2 separate regions of the Homo sapiens genome follow, and region 1 is linked to region 2. Evidence: chromatin loops called from intact Hi-C (ENCODE). Cell type or tissue: CD4-positive, alpha-beta T cell. All regions are shown on one strand. Each heading gives the region's core, and the rest is flanking DNA. Links, peaks and the distances in the headings are about the cores only. Region 1 has its middle 6.9 kb from the start of RANBP2. Region 2 overlaps LIMS1 (LIM zinc finger domain containing 1).

Region 1 (5,382 bases), core at 327-5,326, 120 kb after region 2:
AAAAAAGATCATTTATCATGACCAAGTGGGATTTATCCCAGGGATACAAGAATGGCTCAGTGTATGCAAAGCAATCAATGTAATACATCATATCAACAAAATAAAGGACAGAAATGATATGACTACTTCAATAGATGCTGAAAAAACATTTGATAATATTCAACATCTTGGCCAGGCACAGTGAGTATCTTATGCCTGTAATCCCAGCACGCTGGGGGGCCAAGGTGAGAGAATCAGTTGAGGCCAACAGTTTGAAACCAGTCTGGCCAATATAGCAAGACTCCACCTCCACTAAAAATAAAAAATTAATCAAGTGTGGTGGCATGCCCCTGTAGTCCCAGCTACTCAGGAGGCTGAGATGGGAAAATCAATGTATTTTGTGATTAAAAAAAAAACTCTCAAAAAACTGCGTATAGACAGAACATACTTCAACATAATAAAAACCATATATAACAGACCCACAGCTAGTATCATACTCAATGGAGAAAAACTGAAAGCCTTTCCTCTAAGACCTGGAACAAGAGAAGGATACCCACTTTCACCGCTGTTATTCAACAAGTACTGGAAGTCCTAGCTAGAGAAATTAGAGAAGAGAAAGAAATCAGAGAAGAGAAAGAAACAAAGGGCATTCAAATCGGAAAGAAGTCAAATTATTCTTGTTCGCAGATGATATGATCTTATATTTTAAAAATCTAATGACCTGCTCCCCCAAAAAAACTATTAGAACTGAAAAACAAATTCAGTAAAATTGGAGGATAAAAAACAAACATATAAAAATCAGTAGCATTTCTATATGCCAACAGCAAAAAATCTGAAAAATCAAGAAAATAATCCTATTTACAATAGCTGCAAATAAAATAAAATACCTAGGAATTAACTTAACCAAAAAGGTGAAAGACCTCTATAATGAAAACAATAAAATACTGATGAAAGAAATTGAAGAGGACACCAATAAATAGAGGAATATTCCATGTTCATGGATTGGAAGAATCAATATTTTTTAAATGTCCATGCTACCCAAAGCAATCTACAGATTCAATGCAATCCCTATTAAATACCAATGACATTCTTCAAAGAAATAGAAAAAATAATCCTAAAATTTATATGAAGCCACAAAAGACCCAGAATAGCCAAAGCTATCATGAGCAAAAAGAACAAAACTGGAGGAATCACATTACCTGACTTCAAATTATACTACAGAGCTATAGTAATTGAACAGCATGGTACTGGCATAAAAACAGATGCATAGACCACTAGAACAGAACAGAAAACCCAGAAACAAATCCACACAGTAGAGTGGACCCGTTATAACAATGGTGTCAAGAATATACATTGGGGAAAGGACGGTCTCTTCAATAAATGGTGCTGGGAAAGCTGAATATCCATACGCAAAAGAAAGAAACTAGACTTCTCTCTAACCATATACAAAAATCAAATCAAAATGGATTAAACACTTAAAATTAAGACCTCAAACTATGAAATTACTACAAGAAAATATTGGGAGAACTCTTCAGGACATTCGTCTGGGCAAAGATTTCCTGAGTAATACCTCAAAAGCACAGGCAAGCAAAGCAAAAATGGACAAATGGGATCACATTAAGTTAAAAAGCTCCTGCACCCCAAGGGAAAAAAATCAACAAAGTGAAGGGACAGCCCACAGAAGGGGAGAAATTATCTGCAAACTATCTATCTGACAAGGGATTAATAACCAAAACATAGGGCAGGTGCAGTAGCTCATGCCTGTAATCCCAGCACTTTGGGAGGCTGAGGTGGGTGGATCACCTGAGGTCAGGAGTTTGAGACCAGCCTGGCCACCATGGTGAAACTCCGTCTCTACTAAAAATACAAAAATTAGCTGGGCATGGTGGTGCGTGCCTGCTGTCACCCAAGCTGCAGTGCAGTGGCGTGATCTAAGCTCACTGCAACCTCTTCCTCCCGGGTTCATGCGATTTTCCTGCCTCACCCTCCTGAGTAGCTGAGATTACAGGTGAACGCCACCATGCCCGACTAATTTTTGTATTTTCAGTAGAGACAGGGTTTCACCATGTTGGTCAGACTGGTCTTGAACTCCTGACCTCAGGTGATCCGCCTGCCTCAGCCTCCCAAAATGCTGGGATTACAGGCATGAGCCACCGGGCCTGGCCTATTCATGAATGTTTTAAATGCCGCCTAGAATGGTGAATCTTTTCCAGATTTACTTTGATCAGATCCATCAGAGGAATCCCTATCTATGGCAGCTGTAACATTACTAAATGCATTTAAAAAAAAAATTTTAAGGTGGACAGGAAGGAGGATTTATTGGTGAGTATTAAGAGGGGGCACCACAGTGGAAGCCCTCATGAGTGCAGGGCCTGCCACTTGCCCAGAGGACCACGACTAGGGATGTACTTGACCCCACAGCCATCTGGGATGAGCTGCTTCTCAGCCACCATGTCTTCAAATTCATCCGCATTGAACTTGATGATGCCCCCACTTCTTTGAGATGTGGATCTTCTGTCCGCCAGGGAACTGGAACTTGGCCCTATGCAGGGCTTCAATCGCCTGCTCCTTGTTCTGCAGCTTGGTGCGGATGGACATGATAACTTGGCGAATGTGAACCCTGGAAACAGTGCCCGGGGGCTTTCCAAAGGCACTTCGCATACGCGGAGCCTGTCAGCCCCAGCACAGGACAACATCTTGTTGATGAAGATGACATGGAAGGGGTGGAGCTGCACTCGGATATGAAAGCCGTCTTTGCCACAACTTTTTACCATGTACTTATTGGCACAAATTCAAGCAGCCTCCAGGGCTTCAGAGGAGAGCCGCCCATATTCACCTGTCACCATGTGGCCACAGAGTGGAAACTCATCCACTTTTGCCTTCTTCTGCCCCAGGTCAAAGATGAGAATGATGGTATCAGGGACACCTCGGCAGAACTGAGGCTTTGGGTACGGCTTGTTCTTACAATACCGGTAACAACGGACGGGGCGGCGGCCCATGGCGATACCAGGATCTTCAGCGGCGCGCTTAAGAGAAAGAGCAATGCATTTCTTAAAACTTAAACCGGAGGTCAGGAGTTTGAGACCAGCCTGCCCAACACGGTGAAACCCCATCTCCACTAAAAAAAATACAAAACTTAGCTGGGCGTGGTGGCGAGCGCCTGTAATCCCAGCTACTCGGGAGGCTGAGGCAGGAGAATCGCTTGAACCTGGGAGGTGGAGGTTGCAGTGAGCCAAAATTGCGCCACTGCACTCCAGCTGGTCGACAAGAGCGAAACTCCATCTCAAAAAAAAAAAAAAAAAAAAAACTTAAAAGTCAAGATTGCGGCCGGGCGCGGTGGCTCACGCCTGTAATCCCAGCACTTTGGGAGGCCGAGGCGGGTGGATCATGAGGTCAGGAGATCGAGACCATCCTGGCTAACAAGGTGAAACCCCGTCTCTACTAAAAATACAAAAAATTAGCCGGGCGCGGTGGCGGGCGCCTGTAGTCCCAGCTACTGGGGAGGCTGAGGCAGGAGAATGGCGTGAACCCGGGAAGCGGAGCTTGCAGTGAGCAGAGATTGCGCCACTGCAGTCCGCAGTCCGGCCTGGGCGACAGAGCGAGACTCCGTCTCAAAAAAAAAAAAAAAAGAAAAAAAAAAAAAAGTCAAGATTGCTCCATGATCCATGGGCTGCAGAATGGACATTGTGTTAGCTGGCAGGAAAACATTAATCTACTTGTACATCTCCATCAGAGCTCTTGAGTGACTAGGTGCATTGTCAATGAGCAGCAGAATTTGAAAGGAATCATTTTTCTGGACAAATGGCCTAGCTTTTGGCTTATCTTGGTTTTTGATATGCCTTCCTCACTAAGCTTAATCATTTCTAGCTTTGATTTAAAGTGAGAGACATGCAACTCTTCCTTTCATGTGAACACTTAGAAGCCCTTGTAGGATTATTAAGGTGCCTAATTTCAGTATTGTTGTCTCTAGGTGAACAGGGAACTCCGAGAAGAGGGAGAGAGACTGGGAATGGTGGGTCAGTGAAGCAGTCAGATAGAACAGACACATTCATCAATTAAGTTTGCTGTCTTGTATGAGCATGGCTTGCGGTACCCCAAAACAATTACAATAAGTAACATCAAAGATCACTGATCACAGATCAATATAACAGATATTATAATAATGAAAAAATTTGAAATATTGTGAGAATTACCAAAATGTGATACAGAGACATGAAGTGAGTACATGCTGTTGGAAAACTGGTGCTGAGGCTGGCGTGGTGGCTCATGCCTGTTATCCCAGCACTTTGGGAGGCTGAGGCGGGCAGATCATTTAAGGTCAGGAGTTCGAGACCAGCCTGGCCAACATGGTGAAACCCCATTTCTACTAAAAATAAAAAAAAATTTAGCTGGGCGTGGTGGCACACACCTGTAATCCCAGCTACTAGGGAGGCTAAGGCAGGAGAATCATTTGAACCTGGGAGACGGAGTGTTCCCCAACCAAACTGAGGGTCGGGCTGCTATTTCTCATGGCCCAATAACAAGATGCAGATGAACTCGGGAGGAAGAGAGTTTTTATTTCTGCAACCAGTTACAGCAAGAAGGCCTGGAAATTATCGCCAGACCAACTCAAAATTACAAAGTTTTCCAGAGCTTATCTACCTTCTAAGTTATATGTCTACGTGTAAGTGTGCATTCATCTAAAGACGTAAGTGATTAACTTCTTTTAATATATAACTAAGGTCTGAGTCCTGAAGACCTCCCTCTGGAGCCTCAGTAAATTTACTTAATCTAATTGGTCTAGATGTTGGGGTGATTTTTTTTTTTTTGAGACGGAGTCTCACTCTGTCCCCCAGGCTGGGGTTCAATGGCGCAATCTCAGCTCACTGCAAGCTCCCCCTCGGTGCCGGGGTGATTACCCTTATCTTGCCTCCCGCTAAGTCACAGAGGTTTGGGGAGTTCTTTCAGACCCCCAATAAACTTGTCTGTGGAGACCTGGGGAGTTTCTTCAGACCCGCAATAAAACTGGTTTAATCCTAAATGGGTCCTGTTGAGAACTCCTTCGTTATGGGCTGGGTGCGGTGGCTCATGCCTGTAATCCAAACACTTTGGGAAGCTAAGGTGGGTGGATCACGAGGTCAAGAGATCGAGACCAGCCTGGCCAACATGGTGAAAGCCCATCTCTACTAAAAATACAAAAATTAGCCGGGCGTGGTCATGCATGCCTGTAATCCCAGCTACTCAGGAGGCTGAGGCAGGAGAATCACTTGAACCTGGGAGGCAGAGGTTGCAGCGAGCCAAGATCCTGCTGCTACACTCTAGCCTGGGTGACAGAGGAAGACTCCATCTCAAAAAAAAAAAAAAATTCCTTCATTATTGTGTCATGCTTTAAGGCCCAGGACAGGCCTAGGCAAAAGTTTTGAT
Region 2 (5,382 bases), core at 224-5,223:
TGACCTCCTGGGCTCAAGAAATTCTCCTGCTCCCGCCTCCCAAATAGCTGTGACTACAGGCACACACCACCATGCCTGGCTAATTTTTAAAATTTTTATAAAAACAGAGTCTCACTGTGTTGCCCAGGCTTGTCTTGAACTCCTGGCCTCAAGAGATCTTCCTGCCTTGGCCTCTCAACATGCTGAGATTACAGACTTGAGCCACCATGCTTGGCCTTTTAAGGGAACTTTTAAAAATGTTTTTAGTTTTTTTTTTTGTTTTTTTTTTTGAGACAGAGTCTCGCCCTGTCATCCAGGCTGGAGTGCAGTGGCATGATCACAGCTCACTGCAACCTCCGCCTCCCAGGTTCAAGTGATTCTTCTGTCTCAGCCTCCCAAGTAGCTGGAATTACAGGCACGCACCACCATGCCCGGCTAATTTTTGTATCTTTGGTAGAGACGAAGTTTCACCATATTGGCCAGGCTGGTCTCGAACTCCTGACCTCAGGTGATCCACGTGCCTCGGCCTCCCAAAGTGCTTGGATTACAGGTGTGAGCCACCACGCCCAGCCTAGTTTTGTTTTTTTCATGCGGGGACTTACAGTGATTTTAAATTGGGTCTTGCCCAAAAGTTAGCCATATGTTGATTGACCCATTAGTTCCAGGAGAAGGAGGTATACAGGAGCAGTGTTTTAGCTCTGAGTCGGTGTGTCACTTCTGAGGCGCAGTTTGTCAGAACAGTTACAGGATGAAATGTTGATGTCCTGTAGAGTGCTTGATTAAAATAAGTGAAGTGGCAGGTGGGGAGGTATTTTATACCCCAAATGTTGCCACAAATGTATGATAATATTGTTGGGAGAAAAGGATACTTTATCAGCCCAGATGGGACATATAATACAGAATCTAAAAAAATTGAAAAATAACTTATACCAATTTTTGTGTGTGGGAGGGGGGTGTGTGGAGAACAGGCAGAGATTCCCTTATAGGGCTTTAAAATGTGCTATGCTGAAAGAAAGTTTGTTTGCAGCCTGGGAAGACATTTAGACTACCAAGTTCTTCGGGTTCAGCTGTTTATGGTCTTTCTTGTCACTTATTTAACAGTTTCAGACCATAAGGAGCGTATACTTTTCTCACTTGTTCTTTATTCATTGAGCCTATTTATCCTTGAAATACTGTGGTGTAAGTTGAAAGACCTTGGGTTTAAATTTTACTTCTGCCATTTGTGTGATTTTGAACAAATTATTTAATATCTGAGTTGCAGATTCCTCATCTGTAAATGGCAATAGTATTTAATCTGTGAGTAGTGTATGTAAAAGGATCCTAGCTTGATATTTGGTGGGATCTAGGTGAACAACAAATGTTCCCCTTTTTATTGTATTAATAGTAAAATGTATATAACATTCAGTTGTGGAGGACACTTGGGTTGTTTCCATACCTTGGATATTGTGAATAATGCTGCTGTAAACATGGGTGTACACATACCTGTTTGCATCCTTGTTTTCAATTCTTTTGGATATATACCCAGAACTGGAATTGCTGGGTCATGTGGTAATTCTATGTTTAGCTTTTTGAGGGACTTCCAATCATTCTCTGCTTTTGTTTTTTAGTTTACTCTGCATCATTTATGCATATCTCCTTTAAGATCCAGAATTACTAGAGTTCAGGGTTTGAAAGCAACTAAATTCACTTTAGTGCCTGATAGTCTCATGGTTTTTCTCTACTTCCAAACATATCTAAACCTTATCCAAGCCTCCCACTGTGTGACTTCTACTGTGAAAAAAGCCATTCTTCTCTTTCTTTTGCTTTTTTCTTTCTTAAATCTTCTCCCCTTCGATTGCCTTTTCTTTCCCTCACTAATTCTTTCCTTCTCACCGCCTGCCTTCTATAAAGGAATGCTGGGGAAAAGGTCTTGCCGGAGTTACTTCTCCATCCCCACTCTCAAGCCTACCCAGACCTGGAGTTGCTGTCTTTGTGAAAAGGGACATAGACACAGAATGATATCCAGATGCTAGATTACGTCAATTTACAATAAACTTTAATTTAAGCCAGACTTTCAGAACAATTAGCACCTGTATAATACTAAAAAATGCCAAGTATCTGGGAAAGGTTGGGTGGGGAAGGAGAAAATAGTATCATCCATGGGGATGATTCAACTCTTAGGGCTGCCAGCCTAGCACACTGCTAGCAACAGCTGGGAAGAAATCATAAAGTGAATTTTCCACAGATAAACCAGCCAGAAATAACACCAGACTGCCAAGTCAGATGTGATTTCTTAGTCATAAAAGGTACTTTTCATTCCTGTAATCCTGATTGGCCTGGTCAGTAATTAAAAGTCAACATTCAGTTTTATTTTACTTATTTCTAGGACCATTGTAGAATCCTTCAGTCATTACATATCTGGTGAGACCCTAGTGGTAAGTAAAGGATATCCATGCACTTGAGGGGAAGGAAGTGTTCACACATGAAATAGCTAGAATAGTAACAAAGCTCCCTTTAAATTCAGACAATAGCAGTGAGCTACTGGTAACAGCCCAAAGGAGAAAATGAGCAGCAGCCAGAATTTTGAGATTAATTTTAATAATTTATTAATGAATGCACCAGCAGAGAAGAGGTGGGAAGGATATGGTCGACAAGTGGTAGGAGTAAAAAATTCAGCTGTGGGGAAGGGGTAGCTTTTGCTTAGAAAGTTCACCACAGACCCCTGCCCTCTAAGTTATGGTGAATTCTGTGGAAGTGATTAGAGTGGAGAAAAAGGAACAAAGAGGGTTGGAATCCAGACGTTCCATGACTAACCCCAAGATGACTAAACCAGCTACTGAATGCACCCACAGAAAGGGAAGTGACATTTACTGAGAACACATTTAGTGTTGCTGAACGCTTAAAATGCTTTCTTTGTGTTCTCAGTCCTTACCAGTCTGTGAGGGGGGTTTATTTTGTCTACATTACAGATGAAGAATCTCACCTGCAAATGAAGAAAGTTGGCTGGCCGACAGGAGATCGTTTGAAATGAAAGGATTCCAGGGTTTCTTTCTACTGAGCGTATTCAATAAGCAGGGCTTATTATACTATCTAGAATGGTGCTATCCTGTAGAAATACAATGTAAGCAGCATGTGTAGTTTTAAGATTTTCTAGTAGCCATTTAAAACAGGAAAAAAGAGATAGGGAAGATTAATTTTAATAATATGTTTAATTTAACCCAGTATATCAAACTGTCATCATGTCCAAGCTATATACATATCATGTCATCAGCATTTTAAAGTTACCAGGAGAATTCAGTGGGTACTTTAAAGTCCATCTGAATTCAGACTAGCCACATTTCAAGTTGCTACATGTGACTACTGGCTACCAAAGTAGACAGCATAGCTCTAAAAAAAAGGTAGACAGACTCATCCTAAAAAAAAATCGAATGTAGAGGCCCTGCTTTGAAGTCATTGAGAGGAATTATGGTGGGGCAAGAAAGCAGCTTCACCTGAGATGGAAAGCTCTGTGGAAGGAAGGTACCATACATAAAAGCAGGGCTGCTCTTGAAAGAATGTGACCATATCATGCAAGGACATTACTGACTGAAGGGCTATTTATGGAGAGCAGTAAGGTCATACCGACCTTTATCACCACTGCCAGTCGTGACCACAGGAAGGCCCTGTGGTGTTGACTGCTAGATGCTGAACCGTATTTGGGTGGGGGTTGCGAGGATGCTGTGTCTTGGCAAATCTACTAACCATTAGGAGTGGAAACCACAGCCTTTAATGTATGTGTGGATGTCATTCCCAAAGAATCTTTTCTTCCAGTGCCTTTTTCAGATGAGGAGGTGTAATGTGTGCTTGAGGAAGTAAGCATGAACAAACTACCTTATATGGGAATTCCCAGACCTCAGCTCCACCCAGACCAAGATAAATGATGGTTTCAGACTGCTATTCCAGCAAAACAGGGACCATCCTATATTTATAATATTCAGTCATTTCTTCCATGCTTTCTTACTTTAAAAAATGTTCTTGAAATTTTCCCTTGGTCTTCTTTCTTCTTGTGATTCTGCCTACTTTGTTGCCTTTGTCCCACTTAACTATTTTCTTCAGTTTTTCCCATTGTACTTGGTTTATTTTGTTGTTGTTGTTGTTGTTCTGTAGTCAACTGTGTACTAGGAATCAGTGTACCCCCCAGGTCCTGTTCTTGGCTCTCAACTGTGGGACTTTCATTCTGTTCCTTCATCTGAAAAATGAAAAACATTAGAATTAGAGTCCTTTATAATCTTTTAGGGCCCTCATTTTGCAGCTCGTTTGGAGCCTCTTTTTTTTATTGTGGTAAAAAACACATAAAATCTACCACCTTAATCATTTTTAAACTCAACAGTTCAACAGTGTTAAGTACACAAGAAGTTGCACCTATGATAAAATGTGAAATAAGATCTAGAGGCTTGAGGAGAACCTGAGGTTATCTGTGGAGGGTGGAAGGCTTATGCTGAAGTGGCCCCCTGAGAGCAAAGATCAGGAGTAAGGGACGATCTCCTAGTATTCACTTGCAGAAGTGACTTAAAGCTGCTAAAAGGATGTGTGTCAGGGCTTTGGCATTCTGCCGCAGACATAGAAAGACCTGATACTGTTTTGACTTCATGTGTCCCTGTAGCCATTCAGCGGCCAACATTTGTATAGTACTTTATCTTTCTCAGCTTATTTCTAATTAGCGATAATTAATACTCTTAGTATTAATACGAGTTAATTTGTAATTCTTACAAAAGAGTGTGAGATAAATGAGCATGTGCTGTCTTTAATTTCCAAAGGAGGAAATGAAAGGGTCCGTGGAAGATGAGCTGTAGCTGTGGAAGGGGCAGAAAAGCCAGAGGGTGGCTCAGGAGTCTGGTGTTATATATGATAACATTTTAAAAATAAGAGGTGAGGAAAATGGGAGCACACTTTTTGGAAGATTAACATAAATGTAAAATGATTTACAGAACAGATCAATGGAATTCAGTTAGGTCTCAGATTTTACTTTCCCCATTAGGGATGTATGTAAAGAAAGGGCATGTTGGCCGGGCATGGCACACGCCTGTAATCCTAGCACTTTGGGAGGCCAAGATGGGCAGATCACCTGAGGTCAGGAGTTTGAGACCAGCCTGATCAACATGGAGAAACCTCATCTCAACTAAAAATACAAAATTAGCCAGGCGTGGTGGTGCATGCCTGTAATCCCAGCTACTCAGGAGGCTGAAGCAGGAGAATCGCTTGAACCTGGGAGGCAGAGGTTGCTGTGAACCGAGATCACGCCATTGCACAGCCTGGACAACAAGAGCAAAACTCCGTCTCAAAAAAAAATAAAAATAAAAAGGAGGGGGGCATGTTGAGGAAATAGGAACTTGAAGTACTTGGGATGGTTCATTAATTTCCCTACGAAACATCTGTTTTTTTTTT

What was found. A loop is a pair of places that touch in the nucleus more often than their neighbours do. Peaks named below come from ENCODE experiments on the same cell type or tissue, not always from the same donor. Only the 100,000 strongest peaks of a DNase experiment are listed, where the experiment ranks them.
Region 1: a loop joins it to region 2, with 2.4 times the contacts of the local background. A loop is called at or near these places in 18 of 110 quality-filtered maps.

What each region holds. Positions count from the first base shown.
Region 1 is chr2:108,709,923-108,715,304 of GRCh38, forward strand. It overlaps the pseudogene RPL10P5. Among named protein-coding and RNA genes, the nearest start is that of RANBP2, 6.9 kb to the right of the region's middle. In CD4-positive, alpha-beta T cell, for the core only: no CTCF peak of the experiment used is centred there; no DNase peak of the experiment used is centred there.
Region 2 is chr2:108,591,544-108,596,925 of GRCh38, forward strand. The region is part of intron 1 of LIMS1 (LIM zinc finger domain containing 1); the gene reads left to right. Among named protein-coding and RNA genes, the nearest start is that of LIMS1, 60 kb to the left of the region's middle. RefSeq lists an enhancer at 2,353-3,552 and silencers at 2,744-2,833, 2,854-2,903. In CD4-positive, alpha-beta T cell, for the core only: no CTCF peak of the experiment used is centred there; a DNase peak (open chromatin) is centred at 2,788.